2 separate regions of the Homo sapiens genome follow, and region 1 is linked to region 2. A link is a loop called in an ENCODE intact Hi-C map of the cell type or tissue named here. Cell type or tissue: pancreas. All regions are shown on one strand. Each heading gives the region's core, and the rest is flanking DNA. Links, peaks and the distances in the headings are about the cores only. Region 1 overlaps TMEM51-AS1 (TMEM51 antisense RNA 1). Region 2 overlaps FHAD1 (forkhead associated phosphopeptide binding domain 1).

Region 1 (11,876 bases), core at 3,459-5,958, 130 kb after region 2:
TTCACAGATGGGGAAACTGAAACAGAGAGGTTAAATGACCTGACCATGAACACCGAGCTGGCAAAGCTGGGGTCTGGGCATGGACCCAGGCTGCCTGGAGGCTGTGTTCTTGCAGCTTCTCTACCCTGGCTCTCATAGAACTGGTTGCTTGTGACACCCTTCAGATGGGACTTCTTGATCCAGGTTTGGAGAATGGGTCATAAACCTGGGGACAGAGGGGCCCAAAGGGAGAAGCAATGACAGTATCTTCCACACCTGCCACGGTCCTGGTTGCCCGCGTACTCCGCCTTGCTGCTGTAGTGTGATAATATTTCACTTGATGAAAGTTTTTTTTCCTCCCTTTTGTTCTTTCCAGACAGTGGCTCTTCTTCCTTTAGGGGAAGCCTCATCCAGCAGAAAAGCAGAGATGCTTTTGAGTTTCAAGAACCAATACTTTGGCATTACAAGAGCCTGGGCTTTGAGTTTCAAAAGTAGAAGTCCCAGAGGCTTCTAGGAATAAAATTTGTGGCATTAACAAGACATCCTGAAGACTGAGCACGATGCAAAAGTCATTTCCCCATGACCAAGATGAGGTCAAGTGCCCTGGGCCAGGGGTCTGGACAGAGGATCTAAGGAGAGTGGATGAGCCATGATGATGTGGGGCTAGGGAGGTGGGTGGTGCCCAAGCGGCAGTCCCACACTAGCTTCATAAGTGTGGCTTTCAGGCAAGCTCAGGAGAGTGCCTGCTCCTCCCCTCCCAAGGCACAGATGCAGTGGGGGAGGGAGTAATTGGCAGAGGGGTGACGCAGCCTTGCAGAGGTTTACCAAGCTCTGCCAACATCTCCCGTGTGCCCCAGAGGAGGGAGGAAGAAGCTGAGAGGAGGAGAAAGAGGCCAGGCACAGAGACTTCCAGGAGGCCTAGGCAGCTGCATCTGCCATCAGGAAGATGGAAGTGAGGCCAACATAGCAGATGTCAGGGGACACCAGACACTGACCTCTGCCCAGGCCTTGGCACTTTCTGAGCCTCCTCTACCCCAAAAACAAATCTAGACGCAACCCAGGGCAAGAGGTAGGGAGGCCCTGATTAATTATGGCTAGATGTCTTTCTACCAGCCAAATGGGGACTTGAAATAGAAATTCAATCTAATTTTGAGAGTGGAAGTTGTGTTTCTTGCACCTCTAGGATGTGACTGAAGGTCCTTCTGGTTTCCCTGCTGTTCCTCAAAGGGCTTTGCATGTCTTGCTCTGCTTTCTTGCTCATTTCTACACAAAGGAGGAGGTTACCAGGGTTCTTTAGGAGAAACAGATGTGGCAGAGTCATAGAGTGGAGGTCACAATATTCCTCCTGCCCTTTCTGCATCCTCTTGTGAGCAGCCCACCAGTCTCTCCTTCCTACCATCCAAACTGTCCCAATCCCCTCCTCTGCAGAAAAGCCTCCCAGTATTGACACAGCAGAGTGGATGGTTCTTTGTACCTACTTCATAACGACCATAAGCCCTCAACCAACAGTGTACCTGCTCTTACCCTACCTGTCATTGTGTGTACTTGGGTGGAAGTTCAGTATTACACAATGTTGTCTGGGTAGCAGTTGTCTTTGTTGTGACTCTTTGAGATCTTTAGATTAGAGTGTTGCAGTTTTGGCACTATTGACATTTGGGCTGGGAATTCTTTGTCGTGGGAGACTGGTGCATTGCAGGATGCCAAACAGCTTCCCTGGCTCTACTCTCCAGATGCCAGTAGCACCCCTTTCCCCAGCTGTGACAATCAAAATGTCTCCAGACATTGCCAACTGTTTCCCCTGGTGGCAGAGGAATCAGCCCCAATTAATAATGGTTGCTTAGCTGGGTGCAGTGGCTCACGCCTGTAATCCCAGCACTTTAGGGGGCTGAGGCAGGCAGATCACTTGAGGCCAGGGGTTGAAGACCAGCGTGGGCATGGTGAAACCTAGTCTCTACAAAAAATAACAAAAACTAGCCGGGTGTGGTAGCAGGTGCCTGTAGTCTCAGCTACTTGGAAAACTGAGGTGAGAGGATGGCTTGAAGTCGGGAGGTCGAGGCTGTAGTGAGCTGAGATGGCGCCGCTGCACTCCAGCCTGGGTGACAGAGTGACACCCTGTGTAAAAAATAAAAACCAACCAACCAAACAAAAGAACTATTGCTTAAAACATTGAACACAGGATCCCCGGCATATGGCTTTTGCTCTGGAATTGATGTCTAGGAGGATAGAGAGCAAAATTTAGTCAGAAAATCGGTGGCCTCGAGGTCAGAAGACCTAGGTTCAAGCTCTAGTTCCATCACTTCCGTCTTGCGTGATTTTGAGCAAATCATATAGCTTTTCTGAGCTTCAGTTTCCCTATACGTATATTGGGGAATAATAAATGAGGAGAGGGATTTTCATTTGTTTTGTTCACTGCAGTACCCCCAATACCTAGAATAGCACAGGGCACATAGGAAGTACTCTATACAGATGGGTTGACTGAAGAACTCTATCTCCGCTCCGCCTCCCCCACACCCAGGGCTTCTGCAGGGTTCAAATGAAAAAGTCTAAGAACTTCCATGACTGAGGGGTCACAGGAAATATTGCACCCCATTCAAACTCAGAAAACAACAGCCACTAGCTGACATTTTCTAAATTAATTTTATAAATCATAAAGATTCGTAATAGCCAAAAACTGGGAACAAACCAAATGTCTTTCAATGGTAAATGGTTAAACTGTAGTGCATCTATACCATGGAATACTACACAGGAAAAAAAAAACCCAAATCAGCCGGGCAGGGTGGCTCATGCCTGTAATCCCAACGTTTGGGGAGATGGAGGATGGGGTGGATGACTTGAGGTCAGGAGTTCAAGACCAGCCTGGCCAACATGGCAAAACCCCATCTCTACTAAAAATACAAAAAAATTAGCTGGGAGTGGTGGTGCACACCTGTAATCCCAGCTTCTTGAGAGGCTGAGGCTTGAGAATCACTTGAGCCTGGGAGGTGGAGGTTGCAGTAAGCCGAGATCGTGACGCTCCACTCCAGCCTGGGCAACAGAGGAAGACTCTGTCTCAAAAAATAAAACAAAACAAAACCCCCAAATCATTGACATACGCAACAACCTGGATGGATTTGAAGGGAATTATGCTAAGTAAAAAAACACCAATCTCAAAAGGTTATATACTCTATGATTCCATTTATGTAATATTCTTGGAATAAATTATATAGATGAAGAACATTGCCAGGGGTTGGGGATGAAGGTGGCCACAGTGGGGTCACCTGAGGAAGCTCATGTTGATGGAACAGTTCTATATTTTTTGAAAATGTCTTATTTTTAATTTTATGGTTATATAATAGGTGTATATATTTATGGGGTACATGAGATATGTTGATACATGCATACAATGTGTAATAATCACATGGTAAATGGGGTCTCCACCTCAAGCATGTATCATTTCTTTGTGTTATGAACATTCTAATTCTAATCTTTTAGTTATTTTAAAATGTACTATAAATTATTGTTGACTGTAGTCACCCTGTTGTGCTATCAAATACTAGATCTTATTCATTCATTCATCTTAATCATTCTAACTATATTTTTGTACCCATTACCCACCCCACTTCCCCTTCACTCCCCATTACCCAGCCCAGTCTCTGGTAACCATCATTCTGCTCTCTGTCTCTATGAGTTCAATTGTTTTAATTTTTAGCTCCCACAAATGAGTGAGAACAGGTGAAGTTTGTCTTTCTGTGCCTCACTTATTTCACTTAACATAATGACTTCCAGTTCCATCCAAAAACAGGCAAAGGCCAGGATCTCATCCTCTTTTATGGCTGAGTAGTACTCCATTGTGTATATGTACCACATTTTCTTTATCCATTAATCTGTTGATGGACACTTAGGTTGATTCTAAATCTTGGCTATTGTGAATAGTGCCTCAAAAAACAAGGGAGTGCGGATATCTCTTTAATCTACTGATTTCCTTTCTTTTGTGTATATACCTAGGAGTGGAATTGCTGGATCATGTGGTAGCTCTAATTTTAGTTTTTTGAGGAACCTGCAAACTGTTCTCCATTGTGGCTATACTAATTTACATTCCTACCAACAGTGTATGAGGGTTCCCTTTTCTCCATATTCTCCATATTCTCTCCTTAGTTTTGTGTTGTTTTTTTGGGCAGATGGGGACAGAGTCCTGCTCTATCCCCCAGGCTGGAGTGCAGTGGTGCAATCTCGGCTCACTGCAACCTCTGCCTCCCGGATTCAAGTGATTCTCATGCCTCAGCCTCCCGAGTAGCTGGGATTACAGGCGCCTGCCACCATGCCCAGCTAATTTTTGTATTTTTAGTAGAGACAGGGTTTTGCCATGTTGGCCAGGCTGGTCTTGAATTCCTGAACTCAAGTGGTCCTCCCACCTTGGTCTCCCAAAATGCTGGGATTACAGGCGTGAGCCACCACACCTGGCCCAGTTCTGTGTTTTGATTGTGATGCTGGTTACACAAACCTACACAAATGATAAAACTGTATAGAATCTCACACACACACAGGAATGTGATCTGCAGAAATGATAAAACCGCATAGCATCACACACACGTGAATATAGGTGAAGCATGAAACCAATGTTATAGAATAAGCTCTGTGGATTATACCAATGTCAGTTTCCTGGCTGTGATATTGCACTATAGCTATACAAGATGTTACCACTGGGGGAGGCTGGGTGAAGGGCACAGAAGATCTCCCTATATAACTTTTTCAGTTTCCTTTGCATCTGTAATTACTTTAAAATAAAGACTTTTAACCCACATAATAAATCATACATAGGGAGATGGGCAAAAAATTATCAAAAGCATGTGCAGTGTTGAAAAAGTTAAATTCCCCAAATTACCAGAGGACGTTTGAGACTCAGACCACAAATCAAGCTGGCAGGAAATAGAACTAGTTTTCCATGACTCAGTCTAATTTATCTTACAAGCCTCCATTCTGCCAGGTGGCGGAAATATTCCCCTCCTCCTTTGGCTGGAATGGCATCTAAGTTCCGAGGGCCTTATGCAGTGCCAAAGGCCCCCCCAGGGGGACACCTGGTCCCTGTTCCCAGGCTGGCTGTCAGCCTTCGGTCTGTGTAAGCCCCTGCCAAGCTGTCCTTCACCCCAAACCCAACACCATGCTGTGCTCGACGGAAACCTGGCAGGAAGACAAGCCACTACCTGGTGTCCTGCAGTTCAAATGCAGTCCTCGTGTGTTTTGTTCGGCCCATAGAGTATTTTAAATCACTACTTGCCAATATTTGAAATGGGGCATTTTCACATACGAGTGTAGATATCTGGGCTAGTCCTCTTTGCACACGTCCCCTGGGGCAGCAATCGGCTGGACCTCACTGTGTGGCAGCTGCCCCTTGAACCTGGGCTTGCCTCCTTGTGGGTTCATCACGGTCCCCACCATTTCTGACCCCTTCATTTGGCTGGATTCACTCTTTTTTTGTTATGTTTTGAGATGGAGTCTCACTCTGTCGCCCAGGCTGGAGTGCAGTGGCACGATCTCGGCTCACTGCAACCACTGTTTCCCAGGTTCAGCGATTCTCCTGCTGAAGCCTCCTGAGTAGCTGGGACTACAGGCACGCGCCATCACACCCAGCTAATTTTTGTATTATTAGTAGAGATGGGGTTTCACCATGTTGGTCAGGCTTGTCTCGAACTCCTGACCTTGTGATCCGCCAGGCTCGGCCTCCCAAAGTACTGGGATTACAGGCGTGAGCCATCACACCCGGCCTGGATTCACTCTTTTACAAAACCTACCTGGCAACATGGAAGCTCGAGGTGGCAGCCCTCACTCTTCCTCACTTCTGTCCCATTTTGGGGTCGCTGGGGATCATTTTTCTCCTCCTGCTCCTTGCTGGGGTACAGAAAAACTTTGCCGTGCTATCTCAGACCCACCTGCCGAGGGATGGCCCTTCCATCTAGGGTCTTGCTGCCTCCTATGCCCACCCCGGGCTCCACACAGGAATGGGTCACCGTGGGACACGGCCCAGGGACCTCGTTCTCGGTTTGCCTTGCTTGCTTTCAGACCTCATCCTCCTGCTATGGGAACTTTTATTTGATCTCAAGAGGCTGAAGCCTTGCCGGTCCGGCGTCTGTGTCCCCTTCCCCGCAGTGCCACATCTGTTCTATCGTCTACCTACACCAGTCCTTTCTGTTTCTCCTCCTCTTCTCGACTGTTGAAAATCAAAAACCAGGACTCTCTGTTTCCCTTTTCCTGCTGTTCACCCCTTCCTGGAGGCAGTAAGCTAACAGCTGCCTGAATTTTAGGATGTTGGGGCAATAGAGAAAACTGGGAATGAAAAACGCATTGATGAATTCAAATATATCACCCTCATCGTCTTTCTTCCCACGCCAGACACTGCACTAAGCACTTACACCCATTCTGTCCCATTTCCACGTCAAAGAGGAAATGGGGCTCAGGGAGATTCGCTGTTGGCCCGAAGTTGACAGCTAGTGAGGGGGCAGAGCTGGTACTTGAACCTGGAGCCTATCCTCTTCACCACTCACTTGCCACAAAGGCGTGGCTTTGTTTCACAGCCCCCCTTCTTGCTTCCCACACTCCAGGTCCCTGTGCATCTCCACAGGGCAGGGACCGGTGGGAATCCTTACCTAGGTGACAGTGAAAGGCTGCTGGTCGAGCTTTTCCTAAAGTCTACCTCTGAGGGTGGCTCACTCATCCCCAGCTGATTGGGGTGGATAGGGTTCCAGTTACTGACACTGTGAAATAGCCTGACCCTTGACAGCCCTCCCTCAACCCCAGCAGGAGAGTCCAGCCAGCCGGAGCAGATAGATCAGCTCCCCGGAGAAGGGCAGGGTTCAAAATGGAAGGACAAGACCAGAGGCTGAGTCACAGCCTTGGAAAATCTAGTTACAGGGTCGGGGGAGAGGCTGGCGGCCGTCAGTTTGTAAATCGGCAGTCCTCCCTGCAACCTGGACAAAGCCATTTCTCGGAAAATCCAATTAGAATTCAGAGCCTTGAGGGCCAGCCTGGATTTTCTGCTGCTCAGCAACCTGCAGAGCCTGGCCCAGCTGGCCCTTGGGCCGTCCCACATCAGAGGGCCCTGATAGCAACAGATGAACTTGTTAGTGGGCCCCCTGACAGCGGCTGTCGCTTTGTACTCGGCAGGAAGGCATTCCTTTGTCACCCCTGGTAGGCAGGAACACCTGATAAGCCATCTGTCTGGCCAGACCTCTGTGCGCCAGCGGGCTTTGCTTGGAGGCTGGTATTCCAGGCCCTGTGCAGTCTGCGGGGCTGGGATCAGTGGCTGAGTCAGTGCAGCCCCAGGCACAGACTGACACACTCTGATGTTTTCAGGTTCTCTTATGGGTGATATTGTTGGACACTTGCACCTGGGACTGATTTGGATGGCGCTATTGACCTACTGACCCTTTATTTGACCAGAAAGGAGAATGGTTTTTTGTTTTGTTTTGTTTTGGTTTTGGTTTTGGTTTTTTTTTTTTTTGTTTTTTTTTTTTTTTTTTTTTTTGAGATGGAGTCTTTCTGTCACCTAGGTTGGAGTGCAGTGGTACAACCTCGGCTCACTGCAACCTTTGCCTCCTGGATTCAAGCAATTCTCCTGCCTCAGCTTCCCAAGTAGCTGGGATTACAGGCATGTACCACCACACCCAGCTAATTTTTATATTTTTAGTAGAGACAAGGTTCCATCATATTGGCCAGGCTGGTCTCGAACTCCTGAGCTCAGGTGATCCACCCACCTCGGCCTCCCAAAGTGCTGGGATTACAGGCATGAGCCACAGTGCCCAGCCAGAATTTTTTTTTTTTTAATTCAATGTAATTCAAAGTTTAAAAATTTGCACTAATTGGGATTATGATATTGTCCTGTTAGAAGCGTCACTGTTTATTTCACCTTATATCACCTTTTAGCTAATACTGGTCACCACCGATAGTGCTGGTACTTAGATTTTGAGTCCTGCATATATGAGGTAGCCCAGCTTGGTGCTGAAGTGCACGGTCCTGTGGCTCAGCTGCCTGGGTTCACATCCCAGCTCTGCTGGTTGCTGACCATGGGCCCTTGGGTGAGTTAGTTAACCTTTTGGAGCCTCAACTTCCTCATCTGTAAAATGGGTTAGTAATAGTCCTGACCAAGTAGACGTCTGTGAAATGTAGAAAGCAATGCTTGGCTCATGAAAAGTTGCTCTCTAAAAAGAAGCTTTCGGCTGGGCAGAGTGGCTCACGCCTGTAATCCCAGCACTTTGGGAGGCCGAGGTGGGTGAATCAGTTGAAGTCAGGAGTTCGAGACCAGCTGGCCAACATGGTGAACCCTGTCTCTACCAAAAATACAAAAATTAGCCGGGCGTGGTGGCGGGTGCCTGTAATCCCAGCTATTTGTCTCTACTAAAAATACAAAAATTAGCTGGGCGTGGTGGTGGGCACCTGTAATCCCAGTCACTTGGGAGGCTGAGGCAGGAGAATCATTTGAACCCGGGAGACAGAGGTTGCAGTGAGCCAAGATCACGCCACTGCACTCCAGCCTCGGCGACAGAACAAGACTCTATGTCAAATAAATAAATAGGTAGGTAGGTAGGTAGGTAGATAGATAGATAGACAGACAGATAGATGGAAGCTTTTATTGTTGTTATTGGAGAAAAGCTCCTAACGTAAGCGAGACTGTTCTGAGTCAGGGAGAGGTTGGAGTGGTGAGGTTGCTGCTCTTGAGTGAGGGATTGGGTTGTTGGTCTCAGCAGACCTGTGGTTTGAATGGCAAGGACACAGTCCTGGTAGTTGAACTAGACTCTCCGCTGTCTCTGCAGATGCTGGAGAACCAACCATGGAGGCTCTGTGGGATTCACCCAGAGAGGCGTAAAGGCCAAGAGGAGAGCACCAGGCTGAGATTTCCTCTCCATCCCTCCTTGGATTATGAACTGTGGGAGGAGATGGGCAAAGGATGAAGGAGGAGGCTACTTAGAGGCCTTGGCTCTCAGGAAGGGGGTGGGAAGATGGGGAGAGGTAGAAGATGAGTGGGGAGCCCAAGCAGCTCTGCCCTGTGTCCTCCTGGCTGCTGGGGCCCCAGTCGCTCAGGAGGAGGAAGCCACGGCCAGACGTGCTGAGTTAATGACCTTGTGGGCTGCCAGGGGAGGTGGGAGCCGCCACCCAGTCTCGTGGAAATTCCCTGATGACGGGTGGCTGAGAACCTCTGTGCACTGGAACCACCCTCTGGTTCTAGGCCTTTTTCTTATTTTTTGTTTCTTCTTTTTCTTGATGCATAATTTATGTTCAGTGAGGTGCAAAATTCTCAGGAGGCTGGCTTGATCAATTTTTTTTTTTTTTTGAGATGGAGTTTTGCTCTTGTTGCCCAGGCTAGACTGTAATGGCGCAATCTCGGCTCACTGCAACCTCTGCCTTCCAGGTTCAAGCGATTCTTCTGCCTCAGCCTTCTGAGTAGCTGGAATTACAGGCATGTGCCACCAAGCCTGCCTAATTTTTGTATTTTTAGTAGAGACAGGGTTTCACCATGTTGGCCAGGCTGCTCTGGAACCCCTGACCCCAGGTGATCCACCCACCTTGGCCTCCCAAAGTGCTGGGATTACAGGCGTGAGCCACCATGCCCAGCCAATGAATTTTTACATATGTATATACTCATATAGCCACTGCCTGGATCAAAATCAAGAACATTCCCTGACCCAAAGAAGGTTCCCCTTGTATCCTCTTCCAGTCAAAACCCCTAAAAATAACCTCAGCTTGAACCTTCATCACCATAAATTAATTTTGCCTATTTTTGAACTTCAAATAAACAGAAATCATGCAGTATGTATTCTTTTGTGTCTAGCTTCTTTCATCATCATTGAGTCTGGGAGATCCAGCCAGGATGTTGTGTATAGCTGTATTCTTCTTCTTCGTTGCTGTGTAATACTCCATTGTATGAATATACCATAATTTATATTTTCATTCTCCCATTGATGAGCTTTAGGGTTGTTTCTAGTTTGGGGCTATTATGAATAAAACAGCTATGATCATTTGTGCGCATGGCTTTGGCACCCAGGAGCATTCATTTCTGCCAGGCATGCACACAGGAGTGTTTCCAAGCCTTGTAGTCATTCTACTTGAAAATGCTCCAAGATAAGGCAAAAGGGACCTAGTGTGTGTCCCTCACCTCCCCACCCCATACCCACTCTAGACCAGGCTCTGGGCTCCAGGCATGGGAGCTGAGAGGCAGAAAGAAGAGAGAGGGCACCACGCCGCAGCAGCCACATTCAGAAGAAGATGTAAAAACCCCTCTTGCCAGGTGGGTGTGGTGGCTCATGCCAGTAATTCCAACACTTTGGGAGGCCAAGGTGGCTGGGTCACCTGAGGTCAGGAGTTCAAGACCAGTCTGGCCAACATGGAGAAACCCCGTCTCCACCAAAAATACAAAAATCAGCTGGGCGCAGTGGCAGGCGCCTGTAATCCCAGCTACTTGGGAGGCTGAGGCAGGAGAATCACTTGAACCTGGGAGGCGGAGGTTGCAGTGAGCCGAGATTGCCCCGTTGCACTCCAGCCTGGGTGACACAGTGAGACTCTGTCTTAAAAACAAACAAACAAATAAACAAACCCTCTTGCCAACAGCACTTCCGCTTTTAAAAAGGTCATCTGGTCTTTTGCTGGAAATGTGTGCATGAGAGGTTTTCTGAGCCTTGGGAGAAGGTTCCCTTCCCGATGGTGCCTGTTGACCTGAGATGATCTAGTCTAATCTTCCCATTTTACAGGTAGGAACTGGTGTCCAGGGAAGGGAAGTGATGCTTCCAAAGCCACACAGCTGGTAAATGACAGGGTCAGGAACACCAAGTGCCTTAGCTTCCAGTGGCTTTGTGTGGGGAAAAGAAAGAGAGATCAGATTGTTACTGGGTCTGTGTAGAAAGAAGTAGACATAGGAGACTCCATTTTGTTCTGTACTAAGAGAAATTCTTCTGCCTTCAGATGCTGTTAATCTGTAACCTTACCCCCAACCCTGTGCTCCCTGAAACATGTGCTGTGTCCACTCAGGGTTAAATGGATTAAGGGCTGTGCAAGGTGTGCTTTGTTAAACAGATGCTTGAAGGCAGCATGCTTGTTAAGAGTCATCACCACTCCCTAATCTCAGGTACCCAGGGACACAAAACACTGCGGAAGGCCGCAGGGACCTCTGCCTAGGAAAGCCAGGTATTGTCCAAGGTTTCTCCCCATGTGATAGTCTGAAATATGGCCTTGTGGGAAGGGAAAGACCTGACCGTCCCCCAGCCCGACACCCATAAAGGGTCTGTGCTGAGGCGGATTAGTAAAAGAGGAAGGAACGCTTCTTTGCAGTTGAGACAAGAGGAAGGCATCTGTCCCTGGGCGATGGAATGTCTCAGTATAAAACCCGATTGTATGTTCCATCTACTGAGATAGGGAAAAACCGCCTTAGGGCTGGAGGTGGGACAGGCGGGCAGCAATACTGCTCTTCAAGGCATTGAGATGTTTATGTGTATGCATATCTAAAGCACAGCACTTAATTCTTTACCTTGTCTATGATGCAGAGAACTTTGTTCACGTGTTTACCTGCTGACCTTCTCTCCGCTATTATCCTATGACCCTGCCACATCCCCCTCTCTGAGAAACACCCAAGAATGATGAATAAATACTAAGGGAACTCAGAGGCCGGCGGGGATCCTCTGTCTGCTGAACGCCGGTCCCCTGGGCCCCCTTTTCTCTTTCTCTATACTTTGTCTCTGTGTCTCTTTCTTTTCCAAGTCTCTCGTTCCACCTAACGAGAAACACCCACAGGTGTGGAGGGGCAACCCACCCCTTCAGCTTTGTCTGTAAATTGGGAGGAACAATTAGATGCATTGATCTTCCCCAGAGATAATTGGGCTACCTTGGAGCCATTGTCATCAATGTTTAGGGTTTTCTAGTAACCATTCTTCCATGGT
Region 2 (11,876 bases), core at 6,055-8,554:
ATGGATGACTAAACCCCCAACTCTGTGTCCTTCTCATCATACACCGAGGAGAAAAACAAGCCACGCTACTTCCTTGGAGACCTGCCTGGAACTTCCCTGATAGAGAATGGATTATTCATCATTTTCTTACCCCAAGCTCCTAGCACGGAATCTCATTACGGAGGCTCAGCTTAGGTAGGAGGAATGCTTTCTTGCCATGGGCTTTTTTTTTGTTTTTCCTCCCTACATTGCATCCATCTCCTGCATGGGTGTGGGGGAGACACCCCTCCCTCCCACAATGGGGCTCATCCCCTCCACTCCAGGGGAGGGAGTATGCCCCAGGCCTGGCCAGTCAGAGCATTCCATGTCTCTGGCCTCACTGATTGGTTCGGGGATAGTCATGTGATCCAAACGAAGCCAATGAAGACGCTTGCTCTTTTCCTAGAGCTGCTGAGTTTGGAAGGTGCTGGGGTTGCCAGTGGCCACCTCATTACAGGTGGGGCAAGAATCTGCTTGAGACTGTGAAGCTCACAAAGATGAAAGAGATTCCTTTTTTTTTTTTTTTTTTTTGAGTTTTAAGGATCGGAAAGTTTAATAGGCAAGAAAGAAGGAAGAAGACAGAAGGAAGAAACTCCCGGTACAGAGAAAGAGGGAGGGGGGGCTCCAAAGCCGAGAGAGGTAACCCTAACAGACAGATTCCTGAGCATCCCTTGAGCACCTGGATCTAGCCAGGCCTGAAGCTGATGCTTCTGGCCTTTTCAGTTACATGAAAAATAACTTCAGCTACTTCTTCTTCTCCTTCTTTTGCTTAGGCTAGTCTGAGTTGGGTTTCTGACACTTGCAAACAGTAAAATTTCCTGGAAAATATGCTTATTGACACTTGAGCACAAATATCACTATGTACTTAGAATGAAAGGTGTTAATGCGAGTTCTGACTTGTTTGAGTAAAACCCACCAGGCTATAATCATGCACCAAATTTACCTTTAAACTTGTAAGAGTAAAGCAGTGGCCCCAGAGAAGAAGTGACTTAAGACCAAGGAACCAACCACAGGTAGTAAAACATTAGGTGGAGAAATTTGGAACAAATAAACAGTTCTCTAGCTACAGCAGCCTCTGGACTATAAACCTCAAATTTCTGTTTCAAAAGTTATCCCAGGGAAAACATTCCAAAGTTTTAAAAAAAAACTTCCAGTTGAAGAAACAGGTAAAATTTATAAATATTCATCTCTTGTGTATATTATACATTAATGTCAAGCATATTTATCAGATGTATCAATATGATTATATTACTATATATGCAAATGCATATACATGTATGTGTATATTTAGAACCACATATCTCCAAGTTCTGTTTTAAAGAGGTAATGAAGGCGGGTAATCCCAGCACTTTGGGAGGCCAAGGTGGGCAGATCACCTGAGGTCAGGAGTTCCAGACCAGCCTGGCCAGCATGGTGAAACTGCGTCTCTACTAAAAATACAAAAATTAGCTGGGCATGGTGGCACACACCTGTAATTCCAGCTACTTGGGAGGCTGAGGCATGAGAATTGCTTGAACCCAGGAGGCAGAGGTTGCTGTGAACTGAGATCGTGCCACTGCACTCCAGCCTAAGCAACAGAGTGAGACTCCGTCTCAAAAAAAAAAAAAAAAGAGGTAATGAAGACTGTTCAAAGCGTATTTTCCCTTTTTCCTATTCCTCAGTTAACTAAGTAAACTATTAACCAGCGCAGTTCCTAGCAGATAGTGGGGGCATTCATTCTTTCTCCTATCCCCAGAATCTCCTATCCTCCTTTTTAGCCCTTCTTTCAGACACTGGGTAAATGAAAGAGGCAGAATAGCATAGTGTTATGAGTGGAGGTTGGTAAACTTTTGCTAAGAGAGCCAGAGAGTAAATATTTTTGGCTTTGTGTGCCATATGATCTCTGTCTACTCAACTCTGCCATTGGAGCAGAAAAACACTGGTGGGCATGGAGGTGTTACAATAAAACTTTATTTATAAAAACAGGAGATGGTCTGAATTTGGCCCATGGGATGTAGTCTGCCGACCTCTGGTTAAGAACATGGGATTTAGAATTAAGCAGAATTGGTTAATCTACCTCCTCTGCCTCCTACCATCTATAACCCCGAAAAATGTGTTACGTTTTGTGCCTCACCTGTAAAATGGAGATGACAACAGATACTTCTTACTTTGCGAGAACTAAATGAGATCATATATATTAAGTACTTAGGACACTTCCTGGTACGTATAGTAAATGCTCATTAAACATTAGCCGCCAGACATTATCATCACCATCAAAAAAGAAACTGCAAGGGGGGAACTGAGTTTGTCCAGGAACTTCAGCAGCATCCCTGGTGAAAAGATAGTGGAGGCGAATGAGGAAGCCCCTATCTGAAACTGCATTTTCTTCTATCATCGGTGGCTTTCATTTCTACCCACACGATATATCATCCCCCATGAGCATGTGAAGTGGCAGGCTGGCAGCACTGCAGTGAGGAACTTGCCTGAGCTCTCAGGTGACCGAGGTGCTCTGGGCTGTTGGGAAAGACTCCCAGACCGGGACTCAGGAGACTTAATCCTGGTTCTGGCCATAACTGATTACACAATCTTGGGAACACTGCAGAACCTCTTTGGGCTTCAGTTTATACAGTGATGGGATGGTCCCAAAGGCCTGTATGCAAATTCTGAAGGGGGAAAGGGAGCCTGTGGTTAATGTGTTCCTGCCCGGCAAAAGTTGGAAACTGAGGCTCAGAAAGGCTAGATTGCCATTGGAGTTTGAACTTCAGTCTATCGTACTCCAAAGCCTTTGTGTTCTTCACTGCACTCCCAAAGAGCTTCCCCTTTAAGGCAGTGAGTAGCCAGGCATATGGGCACTCTTTATGTTGGGCAGGATGTCATGAGGTTGCAAGAGGGTCGAAGGACTGCATCCAGAAGTCATGTGGGAAGCTCTGGCTGGAATGGGAGCAGGGCAGAACAGGCCAACGTAGGTTTCCTTACCTAGCTGCTTTATAAGAACAGCACTAGTGTTCACAGGACAACCCTCACTCACAGCTCCTTTCCTGGAAATCATAAAGCACTAAAGAAACCAACAAGCAAACATCATAATGGCAGAAACAACGCGGCAAGCACATCTGACTTTGTGACTTGGATTTCACACGCCTGACACTTAGGCAGGGAGTCAGTGTTACTACTCAACAGTTGCTTCAGGGCATCGCAAATGGCCCTGTAGGTTATGCCTCGCACAACTCCAGGGGGTGCCATCTTTGTGGACTCTACTGTGAATGGTGACTGGAGTTGTGCAAGGTGGTGGCCCTAGGCTATACTTTTTTTTTTTTTGAGAGAGTCTCACTCTGTTGCCCAGGCTGTGGCATGATCTTCGCTCATTGCAACCTCTGCCTCCCGGGTTCAAGCAATTCTTGTGCCTCAGCCTCCTGACTAGCTGGGACTATAGGTATGTGCCACCACGCCTGGCTAATTTTTTGTGTTTTGGGTAGACATGGGGTTTCACTATGTTGGCCAGGCTGGTCTTGAACTCCTGGCCTCAAGCGATCCTCCTGCCTTGGCCTCCCAAAGTGCTGGGATTACAGGCATGAGTCACCACGCCCGGCCCCTAGGCTATACTTTGGCAAAAAAGCTATGATATATAACGTGTACTCTTAAGCATATCGTGGGTGCCAATGTACTTTGTAAACCAAGAGTTTCTTTCTGTTTTTCTACCTTGTATGTCACTCCATGGGTAAGTTATTTGCAAAGGCATCCACCTGGTAGTTGGGAGGTCTTGGGAGGTTTTCTGTCCATGGGAAGGCTCACAGTGGAGGCAGGTGGCTGCTAGCGTGCTCCTCTTACCTTCCTGCTATCATAGGCACCAGATACTGGGCTAAGCAATTTGCAAACAATGACCCGTTTACTACTACAGTAACCCCACATGAGGAACTATTAGGATTCCAATTTTACAGAAATGGGAACTGAGGCTTTGAGAGGTGAAGCAACTTGTGCATGATCCCACAGCTGGTCAAGAGCAGGGCAGAACTGTGTGGGGCAGACTCACTTGAACTTCAGGACACCCACGCTAGCCACTGTGATGTCTACAAACACATTTGGGTCTCTAACTTCTGCCTCCACCTCCCATTTCCTATTGAAATGGCTGTCACGTCCCTCTCTGTTGGTTATGGTCACCACAAAGCCTGAAATAAATTTTTCTGTTTGGGAACTCTTTCTTGGGAAAAGAACAGCTAAGCCTTACAATATTAGGACAGTCCTCTTCCAAAGGAAACAATCCTTGAAAACTCTACCGCGGGGAAGACACAGCCCCCTCTCTAGGGACTCAAAGAATCAATAAGAGACAAGAGCATGCTGGAATCAAGACAGCTACACATTTCTTAGAAAAACTGGACCCCAAAATGAGATGAGATTTGATGAGAGACGCTCTTCACTACCTCCTTTTTTCTTTTTTATAGCTCACAGGTCGAGGTCATCAGGCAAATAGAAAGGGAAGCCATCAGAAAGAGAAACTCAGTCCACATGGCTGCCCTCACTCAGGCCTGCAAAGGACCCTTTGTCACTAAGAGGAAGCCTGCACGAATGTCTCTTGATCTAGGAATGCTCTGAAAGGGAGCCGAGAGCAGTTTTGTGAGGATGGGGTGGAGGCGGACAGGGGGTCTTCTGAGGAAAACCTGGCAGGGACAGAGGCTCGGCTTGCCCCCTGGAAACGCTCGGGCTGCTGTGAGGTACTCTGGGCATGGGCCAGGGGGCAGATGTCTGGCTGCCAAAAGTCCCTTAGCTAATAAAGCAGGAGGCAACTGCATGTAGAAATAAGAATTTTTAAAATTCATGTACAGCCAAGTGACTGTAAAAGTGTGCTTTGTTGGCCAGGCGCGGTGGCTCACGCCTGTAATCCCAGCACTTTGGGAGGCTGAGACGGGCGGATCACGAGGTCAGGAGATCGAGACCATCCTGGCTAACACGGTGAAACCCCATCTCTACTAAAAATACAAAAAATTAGCCAGGCATGGTGGTGGGCACCTGTAGTCCCAGCTACTCGGGAGGCTGAGGCAGGAGAATGGCGTGAACCCGGGAGGCTGAGCTTGCAGCGAGCCGAGCTCGGGCCACTGTACTCCAGCCTGGGCGACAGAGTGAGACTCCGTCTCAAAAAAAAAAAAGTGTGCTTTGTTGTCTTTGAAAACCAGTTGATGATACTGCTGCACCTAGCAGCTGACCCAATGGTTTTCTCCCAATTGTTACCTGCAAGTGGAGACAGAGTTTAATTCACAGTGACTAGCTGTGTGGTCCTGGGCAAATTACTTAACCTCTCTGAGTTTCAGATTCCTTGTCTGCAAAATGGGGATCATGAGAGAGCCCATGCCCTAGGCTGTTGCATTAAATAAGGGAAAGCAGGTAAATGCCTTAGCACAGTGTCCCTCCTGCTCCTCCTCATTATTCCATTATAATAACTCTACCGTTCTCATTCACTAACAAAATATAAACTATTATACAAAACAGAATCTTTTTTTTTTTTTGAGGCGGAGTCTTGCTCTGTCACCCAGGCTGGAGTGCAGTGGCATGATCTCGGCTCACGGCAACCTCCACCTCCTGGGTCCAAGCAATTCTCCTGCCTCAGCCTCCAGAGTAGCTGGGACTACAGGCGCCCGCCACCATGCCCAGCTAATTTTTTTTTTGTATTTCAGTAGAGACGGGGTTTCACCGTGTTGCCCAGGCTGGTCGCAAACTCCTGAGCTCAGGCAATCTGCCCGGCTCGGCCTCCCAAAGTGCTGGGATTACAGGTGTGAGCCACCATGCCTGGCCAAAACAGAATCTTTTATAATACATTCTTTTGCTCCTTCAGAAGTGAAGGTTGGACATCTTTACCACTGGGTGACACACTTATGTGATTAAAACAAAATACCCCTCCCCAAATTTGTACACTTAGGTTCACAGCTGCATCATTTGCAATAGGCAAAAGGCGGAAGGAGCCCACGTGTCTACCCATGGAAGAACGGATAAGCAAAATGTGGTCTCTCATACAAGGGAGCATTCTTCAGCTTTCAAAAGGAAGGACAGTCTGACGCATGCTACAACATGGATGAACCTTGAGGACTTGGTGCTGAGTGAAACCAGCTAGACACAAAAGGACAAATATCGTATGATTTCGCTTATACAAGGTACCCAGAGTAGTCAGATTCACAGAGACAGGAAGTAGAACGGTGGTCGTTAGAGGCTAGGGTGAGAGGGCAACAGGGAGACAGTGTGCTCTTGTTTAATAGGGGCAGAGTTTCAGTTTTGCAAAATGAAAAGAGTTCTGTGGATCGACGGTGTGACAGCAGCGCCACAATGTGAATGCACTCAACACTGAACTGTTCCTTAGAAACGGTGAATACGGTGAATTTCATGTTATATGTATTTTACCACAGTTTAAAACATAAAAAATTGCACAAACCAACACAAAAAGTCAAGTATCTCACAGGTTTCTTTCTAGGATGTACATGGTGATGGCAATGTTCTGAAAGTGGCTTGTGGTGATGGCTGCACCCCTCTGTAAATATACTGAAATGTGTTGAATTGTACGCTTAAAATGGGCAGGGTTTATGCTGCATAAATTATACTTCTATAAAGCTGTTCAAAGCAAGGAAGCAAAGAAATGCTAAGGTCATGAGGAACCCTGTAGTGTGACGGGTGCACTTAATGTCTTGGTTGTGGCAATGGCTTCACAGGTATATCCATGTTCCCAAACCTAGCAAATGATGTACTTTGGACATGTACAGTTTTACTGTATGTCAACTATACCTCAATAAAGCTGCATTTTAAAAAAAAGCAGCATAGTTATCCACATAAGAATGAACCCCTTATATTTTATTAAACAATGCCCCTTTTGATGGGCATTTAGGTTTCAAATGTTATGCCACTACAAATAATACTTCAATAAATACCTTTGTATGAAAAAAAAGAAATAGAGATATTGTGCATCCTCCTCCTCCCCCACTGGCAAGTCACAAAATTAGAATCTCCCATGGAGGGGCCCCGGGAACCTGTAATTTTACTGAACAGTCCCCCTCAAATTCTGATAATCAGACATGTTTAGGGAAACACTGGCTCGGACTTCACAGATTTGGCTTTTCAGGCGCTTATGTGTTAAGAGCGTCTACTTGGACACTGAGTTTCAGGCTCTACAGACATTCTCTTGATGCCATGTGCCGTCAAGAAGGCAGAGACCTGGGCATATGAAGAAGTCTGGCCCAGGTCACAGAGCTAGGAAGGAGCAGCGTGCTCATCTACCTAAAAATGAAATCCACCTCTGCATTTTCAAAAGCACACCTTGTTTTCCGCCTCCTCTCAGGAAGTTGCACATTTTTGGAAAACTGGTTCTATGTGAGCCAAGATGCAACTCCAAGAAATGCCCAGAAGAGGGTGCTAAGATTCTCTCCTTCCTGGGACCCGCCAGAATGACTCAGAACTCCACAGGGTCCACTCTGTCTCTGCTGCCTGTGTGCAGCGTGCGATCACAGTGGCACCAATGTGGATAAGCGCCACCCTGCAGCTGCATCCGAGCGCCGGGCTGCACGAAGGCGACATGGCCCCTCTATCCCCCAGTGGCCCGGACTCACCGGAGGTGGATTTTCAATGACCAGTTCATAGGTCAGCCCTGCAGACCCAAATCTCAGGATGTCTCCAGGGATGAGCTTCACAGCCACGTTTTGAATGTGGCACTCGTTGACAAACGTGCCGTTGCGGGAATTGAAGTCCTGGAGAACAAAGCTGCACTCCGCCTCGTTATATTCAATGAGTGCATGGTGGTTGTCGATGTCAGGAGACTGCAACGGAGAAGGAGGACAGTCGTAGCCATGAAAACAAAAATGACACGGCCCCTAATGTTTTGAGCTGAGTGCCTTACCTGTTTTGCCGCCGCCAGATCATCACGACAATCCTCATTTTAAAAGGAGGAGGCTGAGGATCAGAGAGGTTAAGCGACTTGCCCAAGGCCACACAGCTAGTGTGTGAAGGAGCTTGGGATATGTGCTCTGTCTGACACCAGACCTGGGGACAGGTACCTAAGTTGTTGAGTGGGGAAATCAGGCAACACAAAGGCAAAGGGATCTTGGGAGAGTCATATTGGACAAATATGGGACCAGGGAATTGGCCATTTTCTTTTCTTTTTGTTTTTGTTTTTATTTTTATTTTTTATTTTACCAAAACCGAAAATCGTCAAGGAATTGGCCATTTTCTTTTTCCCTGACTCCACATGGGTATTTATGGTGGTACTCAGTACCAGGACAGGAGGCAAAAATGGCCCAAACAAGAAATAGAGAAAAGTACTAAAGAAGCCATTACCGTTACTTATAATCCCACCCTCACCAGTGGCAGCCATGGTTAACATTGAGGTTCACATCCTTCCACGTTTTTTTTCTATGCTTACGTCCTTTTAAATTTTTTTAAACAAAATTAATCACACCCTACATACATAGTTTTATAACTACCTTTGAAAAACCTTGATGTACAATAAATATTTCCCATGCGATTAGTTATTTCCATTGCTTTTTAAAAGCTATTCAGGATTTGCCTAACCACAGATGGCCCGCTTTTCAAAAGGGGGCTTGGTGTGACCATGTTTCCCCAAAGGAAAGGGGCCCCAGCCAGTGTGTCTGCAAACTGATGGCAAGGGACAGAAGCTCCTCTGTAATTTCACTTTAATAAGAGGACTGAGTGAAGCTCAGCACAAAGGAGGTGACTGCATGTTCCCCTGGTTGCAGGGCCCTGGAGGGATGAAGGGAAATGTTCTGACTGTGAGCTGCAGGGCACACTGAAGTCTTCGTCTTTTATTTTTGAGACAGAGTCTCGCTCCGTCACCCAGGCTGGAGTGTGGTGGCACGATCTCGGCTCACTGCAGCCTCCACCTCCTGGGTTCAAGGAATTCTTCTGCCTCAGCCTCCCGAGTAGCTGGGACTACAGGCATGTGCTACCACGCCCAGCTAATTTTTTTTTTTTTTTTTTTTTTTCCGAGATGGAGTCTCGCTCTGTTGCCCAGGCTGGAGTGCAGTGGTGCGATCTTAGCTCACTGCAAGCTCTGCCTCCCGGGTTCACGCCATTCTCCTGCCTCAGCCTCCCAAGTAGCTGGGACTACAGGCGCCTGCCACCACGCCTGGCTAATTTTCTGTATTTTTAGTAGAGGCGGGGTTTCACCATGTTAGCCAGGATGGTCTCCATCTCCTGACCTCGTGGTCCACCCACCTCGGCCTCCCAAAATGCTGGGATCACAGGCATGAGAGACGGGGTTTCACCATACTGGCTAGGCTGGTCTCAAACTCCTGACCTCATGATCCGCACGCCCCAGCCTCCTAAAGTGCTGGGATTACAGGCGTGAGCCACCGTGCCCGGCCAAAGTCTTCATCTTTTAAGGGCACTGTCAACCAGACATCCATGCCAGCTTGAGACTTTGCAACTATTTTCTAAGTTTATCTTCTCAGGGTGCCCTGTCCAGCTTTTATATAAAAGTACTTGCATGTAGACAACTAAAGTTCCATCATATAACAACCTAGAGCTTATATTAATAATAGAATATATTAATATGTATACTAGAGTAACAATAAAACATATTACTTACACATTACAAGCCAGGAGATTGCTTAGTGCTTTATTGCATTGCCCTATTTCATCTTCACAACAATCTAGAGATAGTTTCCCATTTGGTAGATAGGGAAACTGAGACACAGAATGAATTTACCCAAAGTCACCCCGCTTGACAAGTCACCTGGCTTGTACTCAGGTTCGCCTGATTCAAATGTCTGTGCTATTAGCCACTTTCCAAGTTTCCACCAAACACTTTGCCACCCAAAATATTAAAATAAAAAAGAAAGCTGAAGTAGCTATACTAACTGCGGCCAAGGCAGTTTCAGAACAAGAAAAACTGGGGATAAAGAGAAGCATTAGGCCAGGTGTGGTGGCTCATGCCTGTAATCCCAGCACTTTGGGAGGCCAGGGCGGGCAGATCCCCTGAGGTCAGGAGTTTGAGACCAGCCTGGCCAACATGGTGAAAACCCATCTCTACTAAAAATACAAAAATTAGCTGGGTGTAGTGGTGCACACTTGTAATCCCAGCTACTCAGTAGGCTGTGGAAGGAGAATCACTTGAACCCAGTAGGTGGAGGTTGCAGTGAGCTGAGACCATGCCATTGCACTCCAGCCTGGGTGACATGAGTGAAACTCAAAAAAAAAAAAAAAAAAGAGAGCCATAAATAATGGTAAAGGGGTAATTCTCCAAGAAGACATAACAATGCTTGATGTGCATGCACCTAACAACAGAGTGCCAAAATACACAAGGCAAAAGCTGACAGAACTGCAAAGAAAAACAGATAAGCCCAATATGACAGCTGAAACTTCCACAACCCTCTGTCAGTAATTAGCAGAGCCAGCAGGCAGAAAATTAGTAAAGGCATAGTTAAACTGAACAACACCGTCAATCAACAAGATCTAATTGATATTTATAGAACACTTAACCCAACAACAACAAGGTGCACGTTCTTCTTGGGCTGACATGGAACACTCACTAAGCTATACCACATTCTGAGCCATAAAACACACCTCAATGAATTTAAAGGAATAGAAATCATGTAGAATATGCTCTCAGACCACAATGGAAGTAAACTTGAAATCAGTAACAGAAAGATAGGTGGAAAATCCCAAAACATTTGGAGATTAAACAACACATTTCTAAATAACACACGGTGAAGGAAGAAATCTCAGGAGAAATTAAAAATTATCTTAACTAAATGAAAATGAAAATACCACTTAAAATTTGTGGGAAGCAGTGAAAGCAGTGCTTACAGGGAAATTTATAGCCTTGAATGCACACATAAGAAAAGAAGAAAGATCTGAAATCAATAATCAAAGTTTCTACCTTAGGAGACTAGAGGAAGAAGAGCAGTATAAGCCTAACATAGACAGAAGAACTGAAAGAAATATTAGATCAGAAATGAATGAAATTGAAGACAATAGAGAGAATCAAAGAAAACAAAAGTTGGTTCTTTGGAAAGATCAATAGAACTGACAAACCTCTAGTAGGTAACCAAGAAAAAAAGAGAGAAGACACAAATTATTGATATCAGACATGAAAGAGAGGCCATCACAGCTGATCCCATGGATATATTTATTATGGAATATTTATATTCTATAATAAATATAGAGTGAACAGGCAACCTACAAAATGGGAGAAAATTTTCACAACCTACTCATCTGACAAAGGGCTAATATCCAGAATCTACAATGAACTCAAACAAATTTACAAGAAAAAAACAAACAACCCCATCAAAAAGTGGGCAAAGGACATGAACAGACACTTCTCAAAAGAAGACATTTATGCAGCCAAAAAACACATGAAAAAATGCTCACCATCACTGGCTATCAGAGAAATGCAAATCAAAACCACAATGAGATACCATCTCACACCAGTTAGAATGGCAATCATTAAAAAGTCAGGAAACAACAGGTGCTGGAGAGGTTGTGGAGAAATAGGAACACTTTTACACTGTTGGTGGGACTGTAAACTAGTTCAACCATTGTGGAAGTCAGTGTGGCGATTCCTCAGGGATCTAGAACTAGAAATACCATTTGACCCAGCCATCCCATTACTGGGTATATACCCAAAGGACTATAAATCGCGCTGCTATAAAGACACATGCACACGTATGTTTATTGCAGCACTATTCACAATAGCAAAGACTTGGAACCAACCCAAATGTCCAACAATGATAGACTGGATTAAGAAAATGTGGCACATATACACCATTGAATACTATGCAGCCATAAAAAATGATGAGTTCATGTCCTTTGTAGGGACATGGATGAAATTGGAAATCATCATTCTCACTAAACTATTGCAAGAACAAAAAACCAAACACCGTATATTCTCACTC

What was found. A loop is a pair of places that touch in the nucleus more often than their neighbours do. Peaks named below come from ENCODE experiments on the same cell type or tissue, not always from the same donor. Only the 100,000 strongest peaks of a DNase experiment are listed, where the experiment ranks them.
Region 1: a loop joins it to region 2, with 2.5 times the contacts of the local background. A loop is called at or near these places in 92 of 110 quality-filtered maps.

Annotation. Positions count from the first base shown.
Region 1 is chr1:15,135,218-15,147,093 of GRCh38, reverse strand. The region is part of intron 1 of TMEM51-AS1 (TMEM51 antisense RNA 1); the gene reads left to right. Among named protein-coding and RNA genes, the nearest start is that of TMEM51-AS1, 11 kb to the left of the region's middle. In pancreas, for the core only: CTCF peaks have their summits at 4,648 and 4,932; a DNase peak (open chromatin) is centred at 5,073; H3K27ac peaks cover 2,490 bases.
Region 2 is chr1:15,268,228-15,280,103 of GRCh38, reverse strand. FHAD1 (forkhead associated phosphopeptide binding domain 1) reads right to left here. Exons shown (of 34, transcript NM_001391957.1): 3 at 7,575-7,781. Among named protein-coding and RNA genes, the nearest start is that of FHAD1, 27 kb to the right of the region's middle. In pancreas, for the core only: a CTCF peak has its summit at 7,365 (motif pointing right); a DNase peak (open chromatin) is centred at 7,473.